Regions from separate parts of the Homo sapiens genome. Here region 1 is linked to region 2. Evidence: read pairs that join two places in POLR2A ChIA-PET (ENCODE). Cell type or tissue: Panc1. All regions are shown on one strand. Each heading gives the region's core, and the rest is flanking DNA. Links, peaks and the distances in the headings are about the cores only.

What was found. Peaks named below come from ENCODE experiments on the same cell type or tissue, not always from the same donor. Only the 100,000 strongest peaks of a DNase experiment are listed, where the experiment ranks them.
Region 1: POLR2A ChIA-PET joins it to region 2 with 12 read pairs; 1 of 35 experiments calls an interaction of 5 or more read pairs at or near these places.

Annotation. Positions count from the first base shown.
Region 1 is chr12:62,716,893-62,722,275 of GRCh38, reverse strand. It overlaps PPM1H (protein phosphatase, Mg2+/Mn2+ dependent 1H), which reads left to right. Exons shown (of 10, transcript NM_020700.2): 6 at 1,987-2,105. Among named protein-coding and RNA genes, the nearest start is that of MIRLET7I, 120 kb to the right of the region's middle. RefSeq lists an enhancer at 4,196-4,708. In Panc1, for the core only: no CTCF peak of the experiment used is centred there; no DNase peak of the experiment used is centred there; H3K27ac peaks cover 5,000 bases.
Region 2 is chr12:63,851,734-63,857,116 of GRCh38, reverse strand. All of the region lies in intron 1 of SRGAP1 (SLIT-ROBO Rho GTPase activating protein 1), which reads right to left. Among named protein-coding and RNA genes, the nearest start is that of SRGAP1, 9.7 kb to the right of the region's middle. In Panc1, for the core only: no CTCF peak of the experiment used is centred there; no DNase peak of the experiment used is centred there; H3K27ac peaks cover 2,118 bases.

The DNA of each region.
Region 1 (5,383 bases), core at 275-5,274, 1.1 Mb after region 2:
AGTGGATTGTATTCATGCTGATACAATCTGAAAGTTCTGAAAGATCATAAAGGGCTTATAACAGATGGTGCTGTCCGTTGACCACTTATGCCTTTGTTCCTTAGTTTTCATGGGCGGACTAAAATAAAAAGAATAAAATAGTATGTACCCAGTAGGCATGACGAGCTTCATGGGCCTGTGACTTGTGCGGTCGCGGAGGGTGCCGTGCTTAGTTTAGTGCTCTGCTTAGTTTAATGCTCTGCTGTCCCTGTCTTGAAATTCTTGATTTTGAACACAGGCTCCCTGTTTCTGTTTTTCACCGGGCCCCACAAATGATGTAGCCAGTGTTGTCCAGAAGATTGTTAAGAGGGTGAAATTAGAACTCTCAAAGCACTGAGTGTAGTACTCAGGATATAATAGGATTCAATAATCACTAGGTGACTATAATAATTTTTTGTAAGCAGAAACAACTAAGTATATTAATAGACATTACATTATGAAAACAGCAGTGTGGGATATATAATTAATCTCATTTACAGATAAACTGAGGCCCAAGAAATTAAATAACCTGCTAAAACCACATTGCTTATGAAAGCAGAGCTTGGATTCACACCCAAATTCTTCTCACCCAAAGCACCACTGTTGACCTGACCTATTAAGTGTTAGTTCCCTTCATTCCTTCCCAGGAGAACCTCTCTGTAAAACCTCGTATTTAAGCTTCCTTGATACCCATCAGCACCCCAAGCCTTACTCCCAGCAGAATTTTCAGAGCCCCTCAAAGTGATCCAGAATTCCCACCAGACCTAGAAACTGTTGAGGCTACAGCAAATGGGAAGCACAGTTCTCCTGCTCACCCTCAGTCACCCTGTCTCATCCCATCCTGTCCTGTCCCCAAGCCTGCCCAGAATTACTTGCTCAGAGTTCCATATCTGGGCAAATATGACCAGCCTGGTGACAACTTAGCTTCCTTCCTTTGGTTCCTGAAAAACTTAGCATTGGATGACTACCATCTAACTAATACCTCCAGACCTTCATGAGAATCAGTGAGAGATCCGCCGGCATTGGGTCCTAGCAAAGTAGCTGTAAGAGATGCCTATGACCCATACACTGAGGACCTGACCATCTGCCTGGTGGCAGAGATCCCTTGCTTTCCTACACTGCCAGGCTGTGATTTGCTCTGCCCACTCTTTTCCCTGCCAGAAAAGAAAGAAGATCCATTCCACCATGCTGCTCAGAAGCAGGTAGACAGCTTCATGTGGGGAAGTTCTAGTGCAGGCCTGCTTGCAGCATGTGGCCTCTGAGTAGAGAAGTTAGTACGTGAGCATTGCGTCTCTCGGATTGCTAGATTTGAATTTTGAATGTGACAATGAGACTGTTGTTTCAAAGCAATTCCCTAAGTGGCTGTTTGCTCAAGACTTTTGTAGTGTGAACAGAGATTTGGGGGAGGGGGAGAAGCCATCTGCTCCAGAATAGTCTTCGAATGACACGATCAAATGACTGCAGAGCAAACTGGAGGGAGTCCAACAGAAAGTTCCTGTCTGCTGCATCCAGCCCCAACCAGCACTCAAGCCATTGTGTTTACATGGAAGCTCACACACAGGTTTCAAAGGCAAGGCCGTGATAACCAAGGATGTAAGTGAGATGAGTGTGGAAAAGACCACGTCAGGGAGCTTTCTCACCCCGTATCTCACCAGTATACCATTTGGAAAACTAAAAAGCCATTCTTTAGAGAGAAGCTCAGTCTTTTTTCCTGATCCCTTCAGCTATGCATTTGGTTACAATTAATGTATCAGATCAAATGAAAAAGTTACATTCCTTTGTAAATTCATTTTTATGTGCTCGTCTTCTATTAGTGTTTAAACTCTGAAATCTATTTACTTAAAATATGAGGCAATTTTCTTGTTTTTAAAATATGGCCTGTCTCAATTTGCAAAACATCCTTGATTCTTATTTTGTTTCTCTAAATACGTGTATGTGTGTGTTTTTTCTTTTTCTTTTTGCTATTAGGCATTCATGCAGCCTCACTTGCTGGGAAATGAGTTCACACATTTGGAGTTTCCAAGGAGAGTACAGAGAAAGGAGCTTGGAAAGAAGATGCTCTACAGGGACTTTAATATGACAGGCTGGTAAGAACATGCCTTCCTCTGCCTCGGAACCACACAGTGTGTGTGAAGGAAGCATCACCACCATAAACAGCCAGTTACACAGTTTGGATCAGGAAGCACAGCCAGAGACCAGGGTTTGTGGTAAAAGACAAGGGGGTACACCTGCCTCTGCTATGTTTGCTTAGGACCAAATCACGAGCCTTGGTTTGCCTCTCTGCTTCTTCGAGGCCCTCCTTGGGGATATTGGACCCCAGGAAACTGACCTGATTTCTCACTTCACATGTAGCAAATATTTGAGGGCTTTAAAAACACATGAAGCTTTATGTGTTTAGGTCAGGGTTATTAAAGAGGTAGAATGGCCAAAGGTTTATTGAGCCAGACTGACTTGGGTTTGAATCCTGACTCTGATTCTTCTAAATGAGCAAAGTTGGTTAAATTGCTTAACCTCTAGAGCCCATTTTTCCATGGATAAAGTGATAAAAAGATATATCCTTTGAAGATTCATTATCAAGGCTAAAGTTAATGAGCTATTCTCATTAATATCACATTCAAATTGAAATAAGAACTCTTGTCAGGGGGGTTGTCGTATTCCGAAAACACAACTGTGTAAGCATCAAGAACATTTCTAGGATGGAGCAGTGGCTAATGTTGACTAAGACCTCAGCTATTTCTTTTATCTGACTGATAGATATGATAAGTACTTATACACTATAGGGTTAATGTAAGGATTAAATGAGAGCGCAGTGCCTGGCACTGTGTGGGTGAAGATTTGCTCTTGTGCCCTGGGGTCCTAACGAGCGAGCCTCCTGCCAGTCTGGAGACCATATGAGAATGAGACCATGGACCCTTTCTTCCCCATATCTCCAAAAGAGTCAAAGAAGTAGATTAAGTAGATTTTCTTATCTCTTCCCCATTGACCAAAATAGCAATAGCAGATGGTCACAGCCCAAATTCCCATGGTGATGACTTGGCCAGGGATCTACTGCCAGGGTACATACTGTCTTCAGGGAACAAGTTGAGCTACCCAGAGAAGATAAGAGGCCAAGGGGCTTCTGGTTGTCCTTTGCCAACCAAGAGAAGTTTCTCACCTGTATCCACTCTTCTTCCTCTACAACAAGGTTAGCAAACTATGACCTAAGAGTCAAATTCTGCCTACCCCATCTACTTCCAGAAATAATTTTTAAAAATATAGCTACACCCATTTGTTTGTTTGATCTGTGACTGCCTTCACACTGCAACAGGGCAATTAAGTAGTTGCATCACAGACTGGTTCTCAAGCCTAAGAATTTACCCCTGCTCTAAAATATGAATGGATTTATCAGAAAGGGTTCACCTTTGCAGCTCTGAGTTCTGGAGTTTTGATGCCCCAGGGTCATCATACCAACCCTGACTGGGTTTTCTTGTGAATCCATTTTTATTTAGTTAGCAAAATCAGCACTTGTACAGGAAAAGTTTAATGTGAGAGCTAGTGTAATTCAGCAAAGCATCATGGGGTTTAGTCTGGGAACTGTAGAGTTTGGAAAGATGGAACGTTAGGAACCCACATGGTTGTAAACACATAAAAAGAGTAGATCTAAAAGACAGCAAGGAACATGACCAAATAGAAGAGGAGAGACTATGGGAGACAGATGGGGCTGGTACTGAGGGAACATGATAGGGAAAACGGGATGCCAGACAAGTTTAGATTTACTGGGAGGCTATGGGGTGCTCTTATATATTCCTGAGAAAGAGAAATAAATGAAAGTGATGTTTTTGGAGGGCCATTCTAAGAGAAGTTGGAATGAGATTGACTAGGAGAGAAAGCAGATTCAGGTACTCAGAGAAAAACTATCATAACAACATTTATGTGAGGTCTCGAGGCCTAAATAGAGGGATAGAAGCAGAAAACATGGAACGAAAATGAATAAGAAACTAAATGATTTAGGCCAAGGGATAAAGGTAAGAGGTTAAGTCATTGACAGCACCAGTTGCCTATTTAAATATGTCTCTTTAACAAGTCTGTAGGCTCCTTGAGGGGGACACCAGTGCCTAGTCCTGTGCCTGACACATAGTAAACAGGCAGCAATTATGTATTGGCTGAAAGGAATAAAGGAGGTATAATTGACAGAAGTGGGGAGATCAATGTTGCAGACAGTTGATGTGCACATTTAAAGCAGATTGAGCTTGAGGCAAGGCTGTACCTATGTTCTTTCTATGCCAGAAAGGCAAATTAGATCTAAAGTAGTCAAAACAAATGATAAATATCTGCCTAGGATTTTGTAATAAGGAAAAGTATCTTTGTTGCAGATGCTTAGTATTGATTCAAAGGGGGAGAAGAACAGCTCATTGTTACTAACTTTGAAAAGCACTCCTAATGAGATAATAGGCATCGTCACTTTAATGGGCCAGATGCTTTCAAAGGCTGTAAAGGTTCCACTCAAACCTCTCTTTGTAAGTAGAATGTGTGATGAGGTTAGTTTTTTTATGTTTCTTTCTCCAAACCCTGGAAGCTCTGCTTTTGTGTTTTGTTTGTTTTTGTTTTTTGTTTTTGTTTTTAGTGGCTTGTACATTTTAATATTTAGAAAATGGCTAAAGATTGTCCTGGTTTTATAATTAAAAAAAAAATGTAGCTAAGTTCAGGGACTAGATTATATCCAACTTTATATGCACACAGTTACTTTCTTTCACTCTTGCGTGCACACTTGCTCTTGTTCTCTTTCTCATTTTCCTTCTCTTTCTCTCTCTCTCTCTCTCTCTCTCTGCATTAGCATGGTCCTAAGCAGATAAACAGTCCACAAATGGGCTATTTTTAATTGTATAGAACTTCACAGAAGGTAATGAATAATGAAGGAGCCACAACTGAGAATGGCTTTAGTCAGATGTGATTTGCTGATTTGTTTTCAGCCTAATTCCCCAAACGGCTGTTGGCTCACAACCTTGGCTACAAGCAGATTTATGTGCATCTTTGTGCATTTCCTACCTGTTCCAACTTTTGATTTGAAAATAGGACTTAAGTTGAAGAAAAGCCCTTTACATCTTTGTCAGAAGAACCTAAGAAATTGAAAACCAGTTTAGGCCAAGCACAGTGGCTCATACCTATAATCCCAGCATTTGGGGAGGCATAGGTGGTAGGATCAGTTGAGTCCAGGAATTCGAGGGTGCGGTGAGCCAGAATCATGCCACTGCATTCCAGCCTGGGCAACAGAGCAAGACCTCATCTCTAAATAAATAAATGAATCAGTAAATCAATCATCCATTCAATTTAGACTACTGCCTACGTAAAGCACTCCCCCCAACTTTAATGAATTCCTTTTTAAAAT
Region 2 (5,383 bases), core at 139-5,138:
GCGAAACTCCATCTCAAAAAAAAAAAAAGCAGTAAATTGCATTTCTGCATAATAGAAAGTAGAAAACACTCTTGAAAGAGATCTCATGAACATTAGTCATAAAAATAGCATCCTGATATAAATCTAAACAAAAATATCAAAAGCATAAAACTTTACACAAAGATATTTTAAAACAACTAAATAAATGGAGGAATACTCATATTCACAGGTAGGAAGAACTAATATATAGATGCCAATTCTTCCCTAACTGATTTATAATTTCACGCAATTCCAATCAAAATGCCAATGTGTTTTCAATGGAAGGCCAACTAATTCTAAAATTTACTTGGAAGAGAAAGGAGCAAGATCAGAAGATACTTCTGAAAAAGAAGACAGAAGGAAGATTTAGCTTACCAGACATAAAGACTTATTACAAAGCTATAGTAGTTAAGATAGTGTGATTGGTATTGGTGCAAGAATAAATTAACCAACGGAACACAATAGAGTGTCCAAAAATAGAGTTTTGCGTATGTGAAACTTTCATCAAAACAGAAGCAGCTAGCATATCATTTCTTCAAAAAGACTATTAGCACATGGAACCCAAGAAAGGTCATTTAAATGAAAAGAACTTTAACAAAATTCCTAGCTCACACAAAATAAAAAACTTCAGATGAATTAAAAACATACGCCGAAAGCAAAATTTTACAACATTTAGAAGATGACACAGACAGGTATCTTCCTGACTTTAGAGTGGGGAAGGATTATTTAAACACCAAATATAAATAATTGATACATGTGAACAGATTAAAAATGAACAACTTCTATTTATTAAGAGGATCTTTTTATTTATTTATTTATTTATTTATTTATTTATTTATTTATTTAGAGACGGAGTTTCGCTCTTGTTGCCCAGGCTGGAGTGCAATGGTGCGATCTTGGCTCATCCCCACCTCCTGGGTTGAGATGATTCTCCTGCCTCAGCCTCCCAAGGAGCTGGGATTACCAGCGCCTGCCACCATGCCCAGCTAATTTTTGTATTTTTAGTAGAGATGGCGTTTCGCCATGTTGGCCAGGCTGATCTCAAATTCCTGACCTCAGGTGATCCACCTGCCTCAGCTTCCCAAAGTGCTGGGATTACAGGCATGAGCCACCAAGCCCAGCCTAGAGGATCTTTTTAAAAGTGAAAACACAAGCTACAGACTGGGAGCAGATATTTGCAACAGATATAACTGGCAAGAGACTAACATCACGAACATACTAAAACAAAACAAAACTCACAAATCAATAAGATATACACACCTACTGTGTACCCACAAAAATTAAAAATAAAAAGGAAGAGAAAATAATTCTGGCTGGGCATGGTGGCTCACGCCTGTAATCCCAGCACTTTGGAAGGCCAAGGAGGGCAATCACTTGAGCCCAGGAGTTCAAGACCAGCCTGGGCAACATGGTGGAACTCCGTCTCTACTAAAAAATACAAAAATCAGCCGGGTGTGGTGGTGCACGCCTGTAGTCCCTACTTGGGAAGCTGAGGCATGAGAATTGCCTGAACTTGGGAGGTGGAGGTTGCAGTGAGCCATAGAGATGGTGCCACTGCACCCTAGCCTGGCTGATAGAGTGAGACTCTCCCTCAAAAAAAAAAAAAAAAAAAAAAAAAAAAAAAACACCATTTTTCATGTTGACTGCTGCTTGTTCACCAAAATCTCTTCTTTCATGCTGTGACCATCAAGTTATAATTAGAAACAGGGCCATCCAGAGAGACTATATTTCCCAGCTTCCCTTGCAGCAAGATGTGGCCATGTAACTAAGTTCCCACTGGTTAAGTAAGTGGAAATTATGTGTACTAGTAAGGGCTGGGTTTGAAAACCGTGGACATGTGCTCCTTAAGGCTGATTTTCCTTCCTACAAGCTGAAACACTGAAATACTTAAAATCTGGTTTCAAAGAGTAGACAAGTTCATTTATCTAGGTAATGGCAGAACCACAAGATGGAAGGAAACTTAATAATGGGGCAAAGATGTCCTGCTGGCCTGGATTGGACATCTCCAGTCTGTTACCCGAGAAAGAAAAAAATCTCTCTAGTTTAAAGTCACTGTTTGGGGGGTTCTCTTTATTATAACAGCTTAGCCTCTTCTTTAACTAGCACATTGCTCAATGCTAAGTGTTTTTCAGGCTGTGGAACTCTCCTCCCCTGCTAATAAGAGAAAGGTTTGACATTACCTGGTAAAGATGAACATGCACATTCCCAGTGACCCAGCAAGTACACCTAGAGAAACTCTTCTTGTACGTATACATCAGGAGACACCTACAGCATTTTATACACTATTACTATTCATGATAGCAAAAAAACTATAAATAATTCAAATGTCATATAGAATGAATCAATAGCTTGTAGTATTTTTTATGCACTGGAATATTATGCACCAGAGAAAGCACACAGTGTGGCAGTGAAATTATAGTTGCATACATTAAGGTAGATTAATCTTAACATAATAATATTGAGTATAAAATTGAAGTCATAAGAATACATATTATTAATTTTTTATTAGGGAAAATTTCAAGCATATGCAAAAATAAAGAGAATAATATAATTAACCTCGTGCACCCACGGATTATCAATTCATTTTGTATTTTATCTGTATCCCTACGTATTTCTTCCCTCCCCAAGATTACTTTCAAGAAAATCCCAGATGTCCTAATTTCATCCATTATTACTCAGCATGTATCTTTAAAAGATAAAGATTTGTTATACATGCCAAAACACTACTATTCCAATTTTTAAAATTTACACCAATTCATCAATATTATTAAAAATTCAGAAAGTGTTCAAATGGCCCTATATTCTTGATATATGAATGCATCCTAATCAAAACTATAAAGAAAGCTACAAAATGACAGTAAAGCTTTACAGAAAACAAAGGAATTATTAATACTAAGAGTGGCAGTGGGAATGAAGGGAGATTTGCTAGGAAAGGGACATTCCATGGGGGTTTCTAAGGCACTGGTAATGTTTCTTTCTTAACCTGGGTGGCTAGCACTGAAGTATTCAAAGCTACTATTCTTTAAACTGTAAATAATCATTTTCTGTACCTGTTTGTATGTATATTTCACAAAGCAAGCAAGCAAAGAAGCAAGCTTGCTCTCCCAAACACACATGCCAACTAAGCTCAAAGCAAGGAAAAACCAAAGTATATAAATGAGTTGTAAACAAATGAGAAATTTGGTTGTCCCATGGACAAATCTGATTATCAGAGGTTCAATCCAGAGGCTAAGCTTTGCTTGGATTTACCTTGCCCACTCCTGTACTCAAGGAGGGTGGAGTTGAAAGTCAGATTCTTACATTTAGCCTGAAAATTTACCAAAGGCCAGGTATACTGTGGCCCAAAGACACAGAAAGTACTAACTATACTAAATAGGAAAGTTAAGCAGAAATTCCTCCTCCCGTGCATTGCAGCTTGTTTTGCACATACACAACTCAGTGTATCCCTCATGGTGCCCATGCAAAGCAATGGTGACTGGCTCACTGTAGGTGCTCAATACTGTTAGCTCTGGTTATGATTATCTTTAATTATTATTTCACCTTCCATTTTACAGTCTTTCTTCAATTATTATAAAAACAATTAACCACATCATAAAATGTTCTTCAAAAACCAGTGGTAAAGACTGCATAACATTGCATGTATACAGTTAGTTAACAATTTACCAGTGGAATTTAGTTAACCATTCCCCACTGTTGGACATTTAGAATGTTTCCAGCTGAGTGACTTTCTAAAGAAATTATAAACCATTTGAATTCAACTTAAAATTTTGTGGTAATAGGCCGGGTGCGGTGGCTCACACCTGTAATCCCAGCACTTTGGGAGGCCGAGGTGGGTGGATCACCTGATGTCAGGAGTTCGAGACCAGCCTGGCCAACATGGTGAAACCCCGTGTCTCCTAAAAATACAAAAAATTAGCCGGGCATGGTGGCGGGTGCCTGTACTCCCAGCTACTCATGAGTCTGAGGCAGGAGAATTGCTTGAACCCAGGAAACGGAGGTTGCAGTGAGCCAAGATCTTGCCATTGCACTCCAGCCTGGGCAACAAGAGTGAAACTCCATCTCAAAAAAAAAAAAAATTTTGCGGTAATACTTGTTTGGACATCCTAGATAATTCTGAATGATCACCATGCTTATTTGCAGTATAAAGGAATTATTATTCCAAATTATTCCTCTTCTCATGTAATAAATGTTTAATGAGGCCCTGTACTAAAGCGTGTGGGAGATGCACAGACAATGATTTCTAATATCAAAGTGCTTTCTAGTGAAACAGAAGCAAATTAGCAGTCATAAGTGGAATTTTCATTCCTACATTGATTTTAAAAGAAAATACTTTTCTCAAGACTATGAGATTAAGGCAGTGACTTTATCTGATGTCATAAGAATCTTTTTCACCCACAGGTAAGTCAAATCCACTGACTGAACTACAGTTTTCATTTTCCATACAGCATCACTGAACAGAGGTAGAGACAATTTAAAACAAAAGTTATTCTTAAATACGTGGCAGCCCAGGGCCAGGAATGTGCTTTTAGGCTTTGTTACTTGCACTTGCATGAAAAATAATGACAAAATATAAAATCCACCTTATAATGAGCTGGGAATCTGTATGCATTGTCTATTCTATTTCCCTTTTAAATTCCACCATGAAACCCACTCCACTCTAAAAGCACATGGCACTCTCTTAGGATAATTCAAGATTAGTCCACTTTGGAATTCATTCTGGTAAAAAGACTAGTGATTACGTATTTGAATTTCAAAAAACCTATCTAAATCAGAATGCAACAAGATACAGCAGATAGAACAACATGCTGGGCGAGGTGGCTCATGCCTGTAATCCCAGCACTTTGGGAGGCCCAAGGCTCAAGCAGGTGGATCACTTGAGTTTGGGAGTTTGAAACCAGCCTGGGCAACATGGCCAAAACCCGTCTCTACAAAAAATACAAAAATCAGGCGTGATGGCAGGCGCCTATAGTCCCAGCTACACAGGAGGCTGAGGTGGCAGGATCACCTGAGCCTGGGGAGGTTGAGGCTGCAGTGAGCTGAGCCGAGATTGGGCCACTGTGCTCCAGCCTGAGCAACAGAGCGAGACCCTGTCTCAAAAATAAATAAATAAATACAGTAGATAGAAAGAAAACCAGCATTAAAGAGATAACAATGACTAACATTTGTTGACTATTATGTGCCAAGCCTGTGATAAATGTTTTCCTCACTGCAATCTCACAAAGACAACAAGGAGGCCAGATGCAGTGGCTCACACCTGTAATCCCAGCACTTGGGGAAGCTGAGGCAGGTGGATTGCTTGAGGTCAGGAGTTCGAGACCAGCCTGGCCAACACAGTAAAACTCTGTCTCTACCAAAAATACAAAAA